Regions from separate parts of the Homo sapiens genome. Here regions 1 and 3 are each linked to region 2. The links are chromatin contacts, found by Hi-C or POLR2A ChIA-PET in ENCODE. All regions are on one chromosome and are shown on one strand. Each heading gives the region's core, a stretch centred on a gene start or an enhancer-like site at or near the end of the contact. The rest is flanking DNA. Distances are from core to core; before and after follow the strand shown.

Region 1 (4,027 bases), core at 1,004-3,503, 2.1 Mb after region 2:
AAAAAAATAGATTAATTGCACACAATTCAGCTAAAAAACTTTTGTCCTTCCAAAGACACCATCAAGAAAATGAAGAGACAAGCCTACAATGAATAAGAGAAAAAATGTGCAGATAATATTACACGTATCACAGCTCAACACCAAAACACCAAATAACTAAAAAATGGGCAAAAATCTAAATAGACATTTCTCTAAGGAAGATAAATGCATGGCCAATAAGTGCATGAAAAGATGCTCAACATCATTAGCCATCAGGGAATGCAAATCAAAACCATAATTAAATGTCATCTCACACCCATTAAGATGGCTAAAATTTTTATGAAACAGAAATAACAAGTATTGACAAGGAAGTGGCAAAATTAGAACTCTCATACACTGCTCATTGGAATATATAATTAATTGTGCACCTCCATGGAATACTATATAACCATAAAAAAGAATGAGATCATGTCCTTTGCAGCAACATGGATGCAGCTGGAGGCTATTATTCTAAGTGAATTAAACACAGAAACAAAAAACCAAATACTACATGTTCTCACTTATAAGTCAGAGCTAAACATTGGGTACACATGGACATAAAGATGGGAACAATAGGCACTGGGAACTCCAAAGTGGTGAATGAGGATGGGAGGCAAGGGTTGAAAAACTACCTGTTAGGTACTATGTTCAGTATTTAGGTGATGGGTTCAGCAGAAACCCAAATCAGCATCATGCAATATATACATGTAACAAACCTGTACATGTACTCCCTGAATCTAAAATAAACATATTTTTTAAAATAAAATAAAGTGGTGCAGCTGCCTTCGAAAGCAGTCTGGCAGTTACATGAAAGGTTAAACACAAAGTTACTGTATGAGCCAGCAACTCTATTCTTAGGTATATACCCAAAAGAAATGAAAACATATGTTCACACATAAACTTGTCCACCAGTGTTCACAGAATATTGTTCATAAGAGCTAAAAGGTAGAAACGGCCCAAATGTCCATCAATGGACAAATGAATAAACACAGTATGGTATTTCCATATAATTGTATACTTTTTGGAAGTAAAAAGAAACGAAGTACTGATACATGCTACGGTATGGATGAACTTTGAAAAGATTATGCTAAGTGAAGGAAATCAGTCACTAAGTGAAGGAAGCCAGTCACTAAAGACAACATATTGTATTATTCCATTTATAAGAAATGTCCAGAATAGGCAAATCTGTAGAAACAGAGAGTAGATCATTGGTTGCCTAAGGCTGGAAGGAATCAGGGAAGGCCCTGAGGAGTGATGGCTGATAAATAAGGAGTGTGGCAGGTTTCTTTTTTGGGTTATAAAAATGTTTTAAAATTGGTGTGATGATGGCTGCACAACTCTATGAATATATGAAAAGCCACTGACTTGTACATTCTAAATTGGTGAATTGTATGATCTGTGAATTATGTCTCAATAAAGCCATTGGGAGACAATATAAATAAATACAATCCAGAGACATTGTCCTGTGGGTAAATACTAAATAGAATCATTAGGCTGGTCTCTGGATTTGTCTATTCAATGCTTTCATGTTGGTTTTCTTTATCTTCCAGCTCCAGAAAAGGCCTGTAGTTCCAGCTACTGGGGAGGCTGATGGAAGGATTGCATGAGCCTGGGAGGTCAAAGCTGCAGTGAGCTGTGATCGCACCACTGCACTCCAGCCTGGGTGACAGAGTGAGACCCAGTCTCAAAAAAAAAAAAAAAAAAAAAAAAAAAAAAGCAAGCAAGCAAGAAAGAAAAAAGTGCTCGTTTCAGCAGCACATATACTAAAAATTGGAATGATACGGAGAAGACTACCATGGCCTCTGAGCAAGAATGACACAAAAATCCTGCAAAATAAAAAGCCTGAGCAAAGTGACTTGCCCAGGATGCCACAGTTCACAGTGGTAGAACCACAACTGGAAACCAGGACTTTGACTCCCAGGCAGCTGCCCCTTCCACGAGTTCCATGTCCCATGTGCATGCTATGTTTGTACTGGGGTCAATGGCAACCGTCTTATTTGGATATTCTTATTTTCCTCTATGCCCTGAGAAACCTGGTTTGTAGACAGAAAAGGCTGATTTTTTGCTTCTAAAAGCTTAAGTTGACATTTTGTGTTGTTTTGTTTTGTTCTCCTGGCCCAGCCTAACAAGCATTCACATAGTAGACAACACATGCTTGCTGGACCTTACTTCCTGTCTGGTGACCCAGCTCCCTAGAGACTTGAATCTCAAATAAATGTTTCTGTCAGGAGGCTGAGCTCCCAGCTGTGCAAATTGGTCACAGATGTAATTGCATTTGCCCTCTGCCCTGGAAGAAAACATGCCTGTGGTTGGGGGTTTAGATGTCTCAGAATGAAAGACATTACTCCTGACTCTGGGTAATAGCCGTGACGCTCAAAATAAGCTGCCACAGAGACACGCCATAGTGTTGCCAGATGTACAGGGCTGTTGCTACCCAGAATCTGGATCTGCACAGCCAGTTACCAAACTGTGGCCATGTCATTGGCCAATCAGGCATAGTCAAGAACCTAGCTTTTCCACTGGCTCCTCATACTTTCAAACATAACTCCATCCCCTCTTCTCCTCTCCCTAATGCCCACAAGATCTCTGCAAAGAGCTCTAATTCCAAGTTCCCTGAATGGCAGACAATGGCAGCCCTAGGACATCTACACTGCACAGGCTGCAATTGCTAGAATCTAATTAAAATAAACATTGTAACAAGCTGCTGAGCCCCGCCCAGTGCCTCAGGAGTGCAGTGATGTGACACATCTCACTGCAGCCTCCACCTCCCACCCTCCAGCAATCCTCCTGCTTTGGCCTCCCAAAGAGTGGAAACTACAAGTGTGTGCCACTACACCTGGCTAATTTTTGTACTTTTTGTAGAGATGAAGTCTCGCCATGTTATCGAGGCTGGTCTTGAACTCCTGGGCTCAAGTGGTCCACCCACCTTGGTGTCCCAAAGTGTTGGAATTACAGGTCTGAGTTACTGAATCTGGCCAGATAGATATTTTAAACCCAGTATTTGTCTGCCTTTCTTCCTCAGTAGAATTTGAATGTACCAGGTGGCTGCTAGCTACACACCTGTGTAGGATGAGGCTTATCCTATATGTCTGCCCTATTTGTCTTGTTAAATCATATTATTATTCTGAACGCTTTCCTTCTAAAGCAGACAACCAAAGCATAGGGTATTAGCTCTTCTTAGTCCTTTTCCAATCCAAACATTTAGACTTCTTTCTGCTCACCCCTGGGCAGTATCACCCTCATCAATTTCCTCTTAATTGACTAGAATGAATTGTAACTATCCCCATCAGCAATCACATCTGTTAAGGATTGCAGAGTGCCATTGTTGTACGGGAAGAGCATTTCATTTGAGCCACCAAAAATTTACTAACGTGTGGACACAGGGACAGATACAGAGGATTGCAAACTCCAGTTTCTGAAAAACTCGATTCCAAAGCAAGGGAAAAGGTGCCCTCTAGTGGTAAACACAGCACACTACACCACAGCATCCTTATTCCAGACCGGAAGCCTGGCTATTTGAATCCTATTTTCTGTTTCTTCCAGAAACCCTGAGGTCCAGACAGGATGTGACACATGAAGGTTTAAGTGAATTAAAATAGGCTGCTGACATCTAAGGCCAGGAAGAAATAATGAGTACGGATCCACTTTCACTGAGAGCAACCATCTCTGCTAAGCCACTTCTTCAATTTGGTGGCAAGTAACCAACTATCTGGAATGAGCAAGAAATATTCCCTTCCGAATTCCTTGAAAAATGTGGGGCTTAATTTAGAATATTCAAGTTCTTTTGACATACGTACTAAGACTATACAGTTTTTATAAGTATTCTAAAAGCCCGTATAAATTACAGTTGATTGGGAACTTTTAATGTAATAATTGAGTCCTGACATAAGAGACAGTGCAATGCTCAGGAAATAATGCTGGCCTGAAAGCTTGGAGATATGGACTCCGTGACACAGCCTCTGCCACTAACTAGGTGACTTCGGGCAAGTCCTTCAACATCTCTGACCTC
Region 2 (4,527 bases), core at 1,186-3,685:
ATATATACATAGAGACTTACTAGCATAAAATATGCCAAGATATTCATGGTGGTTATCTCTGGGCTGTGAGATGATGGACAAATCTGAATTTCTTCCTTATATCACCCAGTTTGATTGCTCTTTTCACTAAATTTGTTCCCAAATGACTTTTTCTGTTTCCAAAATCGTATTCATTCCCAAAGGACAAAGAGTTGCTGCCTTTAATAATATATTTTTTTAAATGGCTTTGAAGGAAATCATAAAAAGATTTTCAGCACAGTTTTGACCACTGGCAATTCTTTGGAATAAATGAATAAGGTGGCTGATTTGAAGGAACAAGATTCACTTTGACGTATAATTTCTGGAATATTGCAAAATCAGTTGTGGTGCTTTGATAGCTATGCCCATACTTGGAAGGAAAGCAGGCTTATCCCATTGTTCTTTTGGTGTTTTTTTGAACTCCAGATCAATATAACATGCGATTGTAGTAATCTGACCAGTCATCTGGAAAGTTCCAGTATATGAAAAGTAGATTTGTATTTAAAAAAAAAAAAACACCCTTTCATTGAATGCTTTAATATAAAACAAACCTTCCTGACTTGTTTTATAAAAAGAGGAACTATACTACATTTGAAACTAAACTGTGGGAAAAAAAATGTGGTTCTGAAGAATATTCTCTGGTCTTAAATAGAGAATATGAAAATCAAATATGATCAGCTGTCATACACAAAAGTGTATTTTATTAATAAAAATGAAACAGAGCACTGTAAAATAGGAAGTAAACATTAGCTTTACACAAGGTTTTGCTTCATAGTCCTTTTAAACTTAATCTTCGCCAAAGGCTGAGAAGCGATTCACAGGCCTTTTAAATAGGTGGCTTCACTATCTCTCACTTATTTCTATTGATGTATTTTGGCTGGGAAAGAGAAATGCTTATATTCAATATCTATGGAATTGAGAATTTGAATATTATCTTTATCAAAAAAGATAAGGCATATGACATTGAGTATTAATAGATCAGAAATATTTATTTGATTGACAACTCAGTTACTTTTGCTTCTCCAATGGACACTCCATAAATATTCGAATGCGTCTTATGTCTACTGTGTGCATAGCCTTATGCTAATTCCATGAATGCAATGGTGATGTGTTTCCAGCTAACATCTGGAAGCCTTATTCTGCCAAAGATGAGAGATCACGGTACAGAATGTTCCTAATAAGAGTATTTTATTATCCATCCTGTACTCGCATGGTCCCTGTTCTCAATGACTTTATAGTCTTGTTGATAAGGTTTCAAACATGCAAGTATTGAGTAATATGTCAGACTGACTTCTAGAAAACGTTTTATTGACTATGATCAGGGGCCCAAATATAGGACACCAAAAAGAAGGATTTAGGGTGGACAAGTTGTAGAGAAGCTAAAGGAACCAAGGAAGGTGTCACAAAAGAGGTGGTTTGAGGAGTGTGTGATGCAAGGATAGGGTAATAATTCATCTCTAGTCTAAATCAGACCTTATTTTGGCAATTTTATTAGTCATCAACTACCGCAATAATGTATAACAAATAATGCCCCAAGTCTCACTGGCTGACGCCACAAACATTCATTTTTTTATTCACAGGTCTGTGGATTGGCAGGGACTCAGCTGATCTTGGCTGGGCTCCACTGGGCATGGCTCCAGGCTCCAGGTCTACTTTGGGCCTGCTTTATATATTTTGTTCTGGAACTGGCACCACCTGGGGCATAGTCTTCTTACGGTGATGGCGGAAATACAACAGGCCAAGTCAAATCATGCAAGCACATTTAAAGCCTCTTTTACATCATTTCCACTAGCGTCTGTTATTCAAGGCAAAGCCTGTGGCTGAGCCAAGCTTCCATGGGGTGAGGAAAAACACTGCACTCATTCTAGTGAGAGCCACTGCAAAGTCACATGGCAAAGGTCACGGGTGTAGAATTCTGTAACAGAGAGAGAGTGAAGAATGGGAAACAAAAATTCAATGTACCCCAGTCACATTTTTGAAAAAAATAGTGGAAAAATTGCAAACAGTATAGATTAAAAAAACAACAACAACAAAACCTGCACAGTACAGGAACCAAGTGAAGAATGTAGGTGGAGATAATTGTGTTTAGCTGGCCTGAAATGAAAAGACTAATAGTCACTTCCACCACTATCTTTGAGTTTGCAAGTTTGTGAGGGGCCTAATGCTGACTAGTGGACCCTCCTGGCTGAAAAAAAAAAGACAGTAGACTGGAGTTAAATGAGAACTCAAGTTGCGAGAAAAATCTTCCCTCTTTGGGAGATAAAGCCCTGGCAGCAAGAACTGAAGGAGGTAGAGTACTATTTCTGCATCTTCAGGGAGAGCTGCAAGGAGAGGGAGCTGTGTCTTGTCTCACTGAGGTGCCTGGACAAGATGAACATTTCAGGTCTTTTTCAGTTCTAGGTTTCTATGATGTCAGTGCTACTTCCCTTTCCAAAACCCCACAGTGGCCAGGCATCACAGTGCCACAAGTGAAAAGACCCATGACTGCCTTTATAAGTAAGTTCTTCTTTTGGTTTCTCTGGCAGGAGGCAGATGGAGGAGGAGAGAAAGGCCAGAGGTCTGTTTTGGGGTTGTTGTCTCTGGTTGTCTAAGTCATGCCAAGACACCACCCCTTGGAGCCTGGTTCCTGACATCCGGCAGCATGGCATACTTGAAGGGCATGATGTGGGGATAACAACAGAGCCCTGGCTGAGTCCGGTGGCTCACGCCTGTAATCCCAGCACTTTGGGAGGCCGAGGCAGGCGGATCACCTGAGGTCAGGAGTTTGAGACCAGCCTGGTCCACGTGACAAAACCCTGTCTCTACTGAAAATACAAAAAAAGTTTGCCGGGCATGGTGGCACACACACACACACGCACGCACACACACACACACATGCCCCCATAAGCATCCCAGTATTTGGAAGCAATCAGTTGATTTTTTTTCTTTTTAGAATTCAGTTTGGTGTTATAGGGACACTGCTAGCCTCAGGCAGTGCCGCAAGAGCAGATCAAGGCTCTGATTAAAAAATTCCTCAGTTGCTCCCAGCTGGAGATGTCTGCTTACAAAGCCCTTACAAAGAAATGTTTTTCAATAGGCAACATTCTCTGGTCTGGCCCCACCAAGGAAGTACAGCAGGAAATCTCACAGGCATCCCGATTGCCATTGCCCTCCTGCTCCCAGACACACACTTGGCCCCAACTGGCCTCTGACATGCTCCATGGGGAGCAAAATGGACTTGCTCCATTTTATCCATTGCTCTGGGCTCCACGGTGTTAAGCATGATGGCTTGGAAACTCTATATACCCAGTAAATGAATGCTTGTTGAATAACTTAATGAACACACCCCATGTCAGCCTATCTCCTCAATGCACATCCGCCAGCCACCTCAGCTCAGGCACCTCGCTGATTTTCAAAACATGGGCTAAAAGCTACCATAGGGCATCTAATTATACCTTCTGGTGTAGAAGGTGTTCTCTCATAGGAGGCCTTAGCCAAGTTTGAGAACAAGGACTTTGTATGGAATGAGCTGCATAATGGACAGCACTGGCTGGACCAGCCATTGGGGGTGTCTCTGGCTGAAATTTAACAAAGTTTCCATAGACCTTTTACCAGATTTACTGAGAATGTTGATTTCCTCTATTAAAGCTTAAACGTCAATTCAGGGGAATTTCCCCATAAATGTTGTGAGACTAAACGTGGCTTCTTGTGGGTTCCACATGGGAGCTCACCAGGATGTTGCCCAGCCTTTGTAAAGGTCTGCCTGGTTTCCTGTACCTAGTGGTCAACGTCAGCAGCTGTACCTGTGCCCAGCATTGGGAGGCTCGTCCTCGGCCCTCACCCGGCCATAGGCAGTCAACATCACTAGTTCTCCCCTGCTTAGCACCCAGTGGCTGCCTTTTTGGCCTCTAAACTTGCTTCCCTGTGTTCTTGATCCCTGAAGCTCACCACTGGTCCACCTGCCAATTACTCACTTTAATCTTATCAGAGTAGATACCCAGGTTTTACATTTCACCCAACAGAACTTGAGTCCTAATTCTCATTTCCTTCCTTTCATCCATGAGCTTTACATGGGAATTTGCATTTACAGTTATGCCTGTGAATTCAGAGGCCTCCCCTGGACCAGGCGGTCATGTGCTGAGTGAGGCGGGTGACCAGCTTGGAAGCCAGGGCGGGAAGTTCGCATGGCCCTCTGGGTGAATCCTTTGCTTCCCTGCTTTGGAAGACAGCTGGCTGCAGAGCAAGAGTTCTCTTGTGTGAGGCCCATGGCAGTGTCGGACCCTAAATGGCCATTGGAACACACCCCCAGGTTTCTAGCTGCACTGGGTAGGGGTGGGTGAAGGAGAACTGAGGGCGCGTCAGCCTCTCCTGCCTGGACAAAAAGGCATGTAGGTCACAGTTCTCCCCAGGTGTTCTCAAGTCTTGCTTGTTTGTTGTCAAGAGAAGGCAGAATTCTGCCTTGAAAAAAACCTCTGTGATGGCCATTTAAACAGCCTGTGGATTGTTTCCAGGCCTGAGCACTGCTGGAGG
Region 3 (4,194 bases), core at 1,515-4,014, 2.2 Mb after region 2:
TGCCTTGGCTGCAAAGGGACTGACTCTACAGGCTCATGTGCCGCCTGCATGAGGGCCTCGGCTATTTTTAGGTACCAGCTAATCCATTCAATGCATAATGTTACCACCGATGACTCACAGCTCACAGAAGTCAACCAAAAAATAGTAGAATGAAAGGAAAGCCATCGGTAGACAGCCAGTAAGTACATCATGATAACAACTGCTGTACGAGCACACACACAGGCACACTCACACCCACGCCAGGACAGTCGGGAGGAGGAAATGGCACTGAATATTAAGCAGCCACCGAGTCAGGGAAGCAGTCACCTCGGGAGGCGCTGGGAAGCGACAGACGGCCCTAATAACACAGAGCCTGGCATTTAGGAAAGAAGCAAAGGAACGTGTCAACCCAGAGCACTTTACCAATACATTTTACAACTCCACTGAGCAAATGCTGTGTACTCTTCAGAGAAGCTGAACCTAGGAAGGGTGAGACAGAAGGATGGGATAATATAGAACGCCGCCAGATGGAAGCCAAAGGCTCCCCAGCTGGGGCCATCCTGGGCAGGGCTGTCCCAGCGGGCACGTCACTAACAGCCTCTTGCAGAAGAGGAGCCTGGGAGCCCTTGTTTCTGCATTGGTTGTCTTACTGATCTGGAGGGCTGGAGCACCAATGCACCCCTCAAATCCAGTTCATACTCAGAAATACAGATTGATATGCTCACGCAGGCTGGCATGACATCATTTAGCCTTAGAAACAGGAACGGCGGGAAGGGTGCTCGCCTCGGCCACTCGCGGGATTCCACCCCGAGGATTACAGGCAGGGTAAAAATGGCTTATTGTGCTCATTGGAAAAGTTCAGCCTTCTTTCTAGACTTTCATCAGCTGCCTCTCCTTCCATAAACTCTTTTTAGAACACGAGGCCTTTGATTTATTTTTCAGCTGTGAATCACTTTCTCAGGGCCCGAGCCATCTAAGTTGAAGCAGGGAAGGGAAAACTAACATTGCACAAGGTCCCAGTGCTACTGACGGGTGAGGGATATGTTCAGACTCAGATCTCTTCAGTGCCAGTTCCTGCATTTTCCAAGCAGCTAACCTACTTCCTACCCAAGGAGGAGGTGCGAAGCCCCATCCTTCTTTTGAGTTGCATTGGCTCCCACGTTGATGCTATCGCCTCGGGGGTCGCATCTGGATGCGCCACAGACTTATGGCCTCAAACTTGGAGGATATTAAGTGGATTATATTTGGCAGTGAGGCCCAAGGGAAGTGATTCTGTCATCCTTTGGGACTCTCAACCAGAATCAAGGCATGGCAAAGCAGCAACTCTCTTCCAGGGTGGGGAACGTGCTATCACCCTCCACTGAAGAGGAAGGAGGCTTCCTTTGGTGCACGCAGTAACAATGGACAACACCTGGCATTCCCCTTTCCTCCCACAGCACCTAGGTGGGGGCCTGGGGGATGCATAGACGCTTTGCTCGAGTGGAGAAAAGCTGTACTGGGCAGGGCAATGCCACAGGGATAGTGACAAACACGGAAAAGCATTTTTCTCCTACATTGCCTCGTCTGGAGCGTCAGCTGGGACAATGCTGGGGGCATCTTTCCACAGTCTTAATGAGGAATTCAGCCCCTTAAAAATCATCCCCAAACTAAACACCCCTCAGTTTTATATGCCATGGCTTTAGTTCCCATGAGGTCTGTGTGCCGCTTAGCATGAGGTCAGTACATGTTCATCTTAATGCTCTTCTTGGTTTTTTGTTAACCGACGCTAATAAATTTTTACAAGGGCTGTGCTGTTCTGGAAAGTATAAAAGTGAAGCATTAAAAAACGGAACCCTCTCAAGAGATTATCTCCTATGAAGAATCATACGTGGCCGGGCGCCGTGGCTCACGCCTATAATCCCAGCATTTTGGGAGACCGAGGTGGGTGGATCGCTTGAGCCCAGGAGTTCCAGACCAGCACGGGCAAGATAGCAAAACCCTGTCTCTACAAAAAAACACAGAAAATTAGCTGGGTGTAGTGGTACACACCCATAGTCCCAGCTACTGGGGAGGCTGAGGTGGGAGGATCAATTGAGTCCAGGAGGTTGAGGCTGCAGTGAGCCAATGATCCCATCACTGCACTTCAGCCTGGGTGACAGGGCAAGACCCTGTCTCAAAACAAGCAAACAAACGAACACAAAAACCCACAGAAAAACAAAACTCATTTGCCTGGTTTAGAGAGGAGAGTGCTGCAGCTCAGAGAGGTGAAGTAACTTGTCCTGCCAGAGACCCAAATCCGCACCCCTGGGTCTGTCACCACCATACTATATCACACTGCTTTCCCTGGGGGTGTGATGTTGGGGGGGTCTTATGAGTTCAGGCATCCTCAAGAGTCTGTTCATGCAGGATTTCTGCCTAGAGTCACAATGCCATCTGTTTTGGAGAAAACCATCTCTTCTTCCACAACTTCCCCAATCAAATTTGTGATTTTGCTTATTAAGCTCAACAATTTGCACATTTCTGAATTTCTCTGTGGGTGCAGTGTCAGCAGTGCCTAACCAGTTGAGAAGACCAGGAAGATTCTTCAGGCTAGGGGAGAAAACCCCTCAGGAAGGCACTGCAGAGGGGAGAAGGATGTAGCCTTTGGAACCTCAATTAAGTCCAGATATGAGTTCTCTCTCTCCCTCCCATCTCCCCCTCTCATGCTCTCTGTCTGAGTCTCCACTGACTCTGAACCTGTCACTTGTGGCAAACACAGCTGGTGGAGTATTTTAGCTGTGATGATGTCAGCCGATTTCTGATAGGCTCCTCGGTAAAGTGACAAATCATTGGTTGCGTCAGGCCTTGCACTTTTGTTTCTACAGCGTGAAGCCCTAGCTGCCTTTTCAGCAGGTCTCAGCACACTTGCCTTTCTTTGAGGAAGCCCTTCCCGGCATGCAGCATAGCCACGCGGGGGCCAACCTCACAGACCTGCCAACAGGCCCTGACAACACTTCTACCTGCTCGTCTGCACCCTGGCTGTCAGTAGAGAGATTTAGTGATCTCACTATGGGAAAAAACATGAGAACAGGGCTCTGACTTCACAGGGAAGCCAATTTCTCTTTCATTTAATCATTAATTTTGCAAAGTTTGGAGTAGGGAAAAACACACCTAGATCTTCCTCCCCAAGAACAGAAGAGGGCTGTAAGGGGCTGGGCGCAGTGGCTCACGCCTACAATCCCAGCTTTAGGAGGCTGAGGCGGGTGAATCACCTGAGGTCAGGAGTTCGAGACCAGCCTGGCCAACATGGTGAAACCCTGTCTCTACTAAAAATACAAAAATTAGCAGGGGGTGATGGCGTGTGCCTGTAGTCTCGGCTACTTGGGAGGCTGAGGCAGAAGAATCACTTGAACCAAGAGGCAGATGTTGCAGTGAGCCAAGATCACCCCACTGCACTCTGCACTCCAGCCTGGGTGACAGAGCAAGACTCTGTCTCCAAAAAAAAAAAAAAAAAAAAAAAAAAAAAATAGAAGAGTCTGGTTTCTGCAGAGGCTGCCAGGCCTGGGAAGTGTGGCCCACAGCTGAAGTGGCTGCCTTCATTCTCAAGCTGAAGTTGATGCTGGCCGGCAAGGAACCAGTCGCATTTCTAAACAAAACCTCTTTTCACACCTGCCTCTGTTCACAAAAATGTGTTAAGGATTCTAAGTACCATGAAAAGCAATGACTCTTCACTCATGTTTATTTTCCATGTGTCACCTGGGGTCTGTGAAGAGTCAACTTTGCTCAAGGTAGTTCATTTTCTTTCTCCTAGTACCCACCCCTAATTCATGCAGGAAGTGAACAGCCACTACAGAGGGGTAGTGAGCTGTATTATTATGCCATTTATTTTAAAAATCCTGATTTTCTTTTTTTTTTAAATAAGATCTTTGGGGAAATCTTTCTTGGGCCCTTCCAAAGACTGTAAACCTACAGTGACATCTCATAATACAAAGAAAAGTATTCAGGGCTAAAAGCTCTCGGCAATGCAGGGCCCCGGCTTTGTGCAAGCCCCCATATCCAGTCATTCACGAGTGGTTCTGGAAAACTGATTTGGTCCTTTCCTCACTTGGGCATTTAAGAAATGCTCAAAAAAGCCAGACATAGGGACTCGTGTCTGTAATCTCAGGGCTTTGGGAGGCCGAGGTGGAAGGACTGCTTGGAGCCCAGGAGTTTGAGACCAGCCTAGGCAACACAGCAAGACCCCATCTCTACTAAAAT

Evidence for each region. Hi-C counts contacts between places; a loop is a spot of excess contacts on that map. ChIA-PET counts read pairs that join two places held with the same protein, here RNA polymerase II (POLR2A). Pooled maps may share reads with other maps.
Region 1: a loop to region 2 is called in a map with no recorded cell type, with 14 times the contacts of the local background. The contact joins two enhancer-like sites. A Hi-C loop is called at or near these places in 3 of 37 single-sample maps with no recorded cell type and 2 of 50 pooled maps. POLR2A ChIA-PET finds 5 or more read pairs at or near these places in 1 of 52 experiments (PC-9).
Region 3: a pooled map shows a loop between it and region 2 (6-fold over the local background). The contact joins two enhancer-like sites. A Hi-C loop is called at or near these places in 2 of 50 pooled maps. POLR2A ChIA-PET finds 5 or more read pairs at or near these places in 2 of 52 experiments (PC-9 and T-cell).

What each region holds. Positions count from the first base shown.
Region 1 is chr6:16,203,257-16,207,283 of GRCh38, forward strand. It overlaps the pseudogene RNU6-1114P. Among named protein-coding and RNA genes, the nearest start is that of GMPR, 33 kb to the right of the region's middle. RefSeq lists enhancers at 2,269-2,358, 2,569-2,778. Within about 2 kb of position 2,254, at least 9 of the 41 ENCODE cell types and tissues checked have a DNase peak (open chromatin) inside an H3K27ac peak, as active enhancers do.
Region 2 is chr6:14,091,861-14,096,387 of GRCh38, forward strand. No RefSeq gene overlaps it. Among named protein-coding and RNA genes, the nearest start is that of CD83, 24 kb to the right of the region's middle. RefSeq lists enhancers at 2,475-2,604, 3,498-3,627 and a cis regulatory region at 3,476-3,976. Within about 2 kb of position 2,436, at least 8 of the 41 ENCODE cell types and tissues checked have a DNase peak (open chromatin) inside an H3K27ac peak, as active enhancers do.
Region 3 is chr6:16,320,092-16,324,285 of GRCh38, forward strand. The region is part of intron 7 of ATXN1 (ataxin 1); the gene reads right to left. Among named protein-coding and RNA genes, the nearest start is that of GMPR, 84 kb to the left of the region's middle. RefSeq lists enhancers at 247-366, 279-1,112, 2,590-2,649. Within about 2 kb of position 2,765, at least 22 of the 41 ENCODE cell types and tissues checked have a DNase peak (open chromatin) inside an H3K27ac peak, as active enhancers do.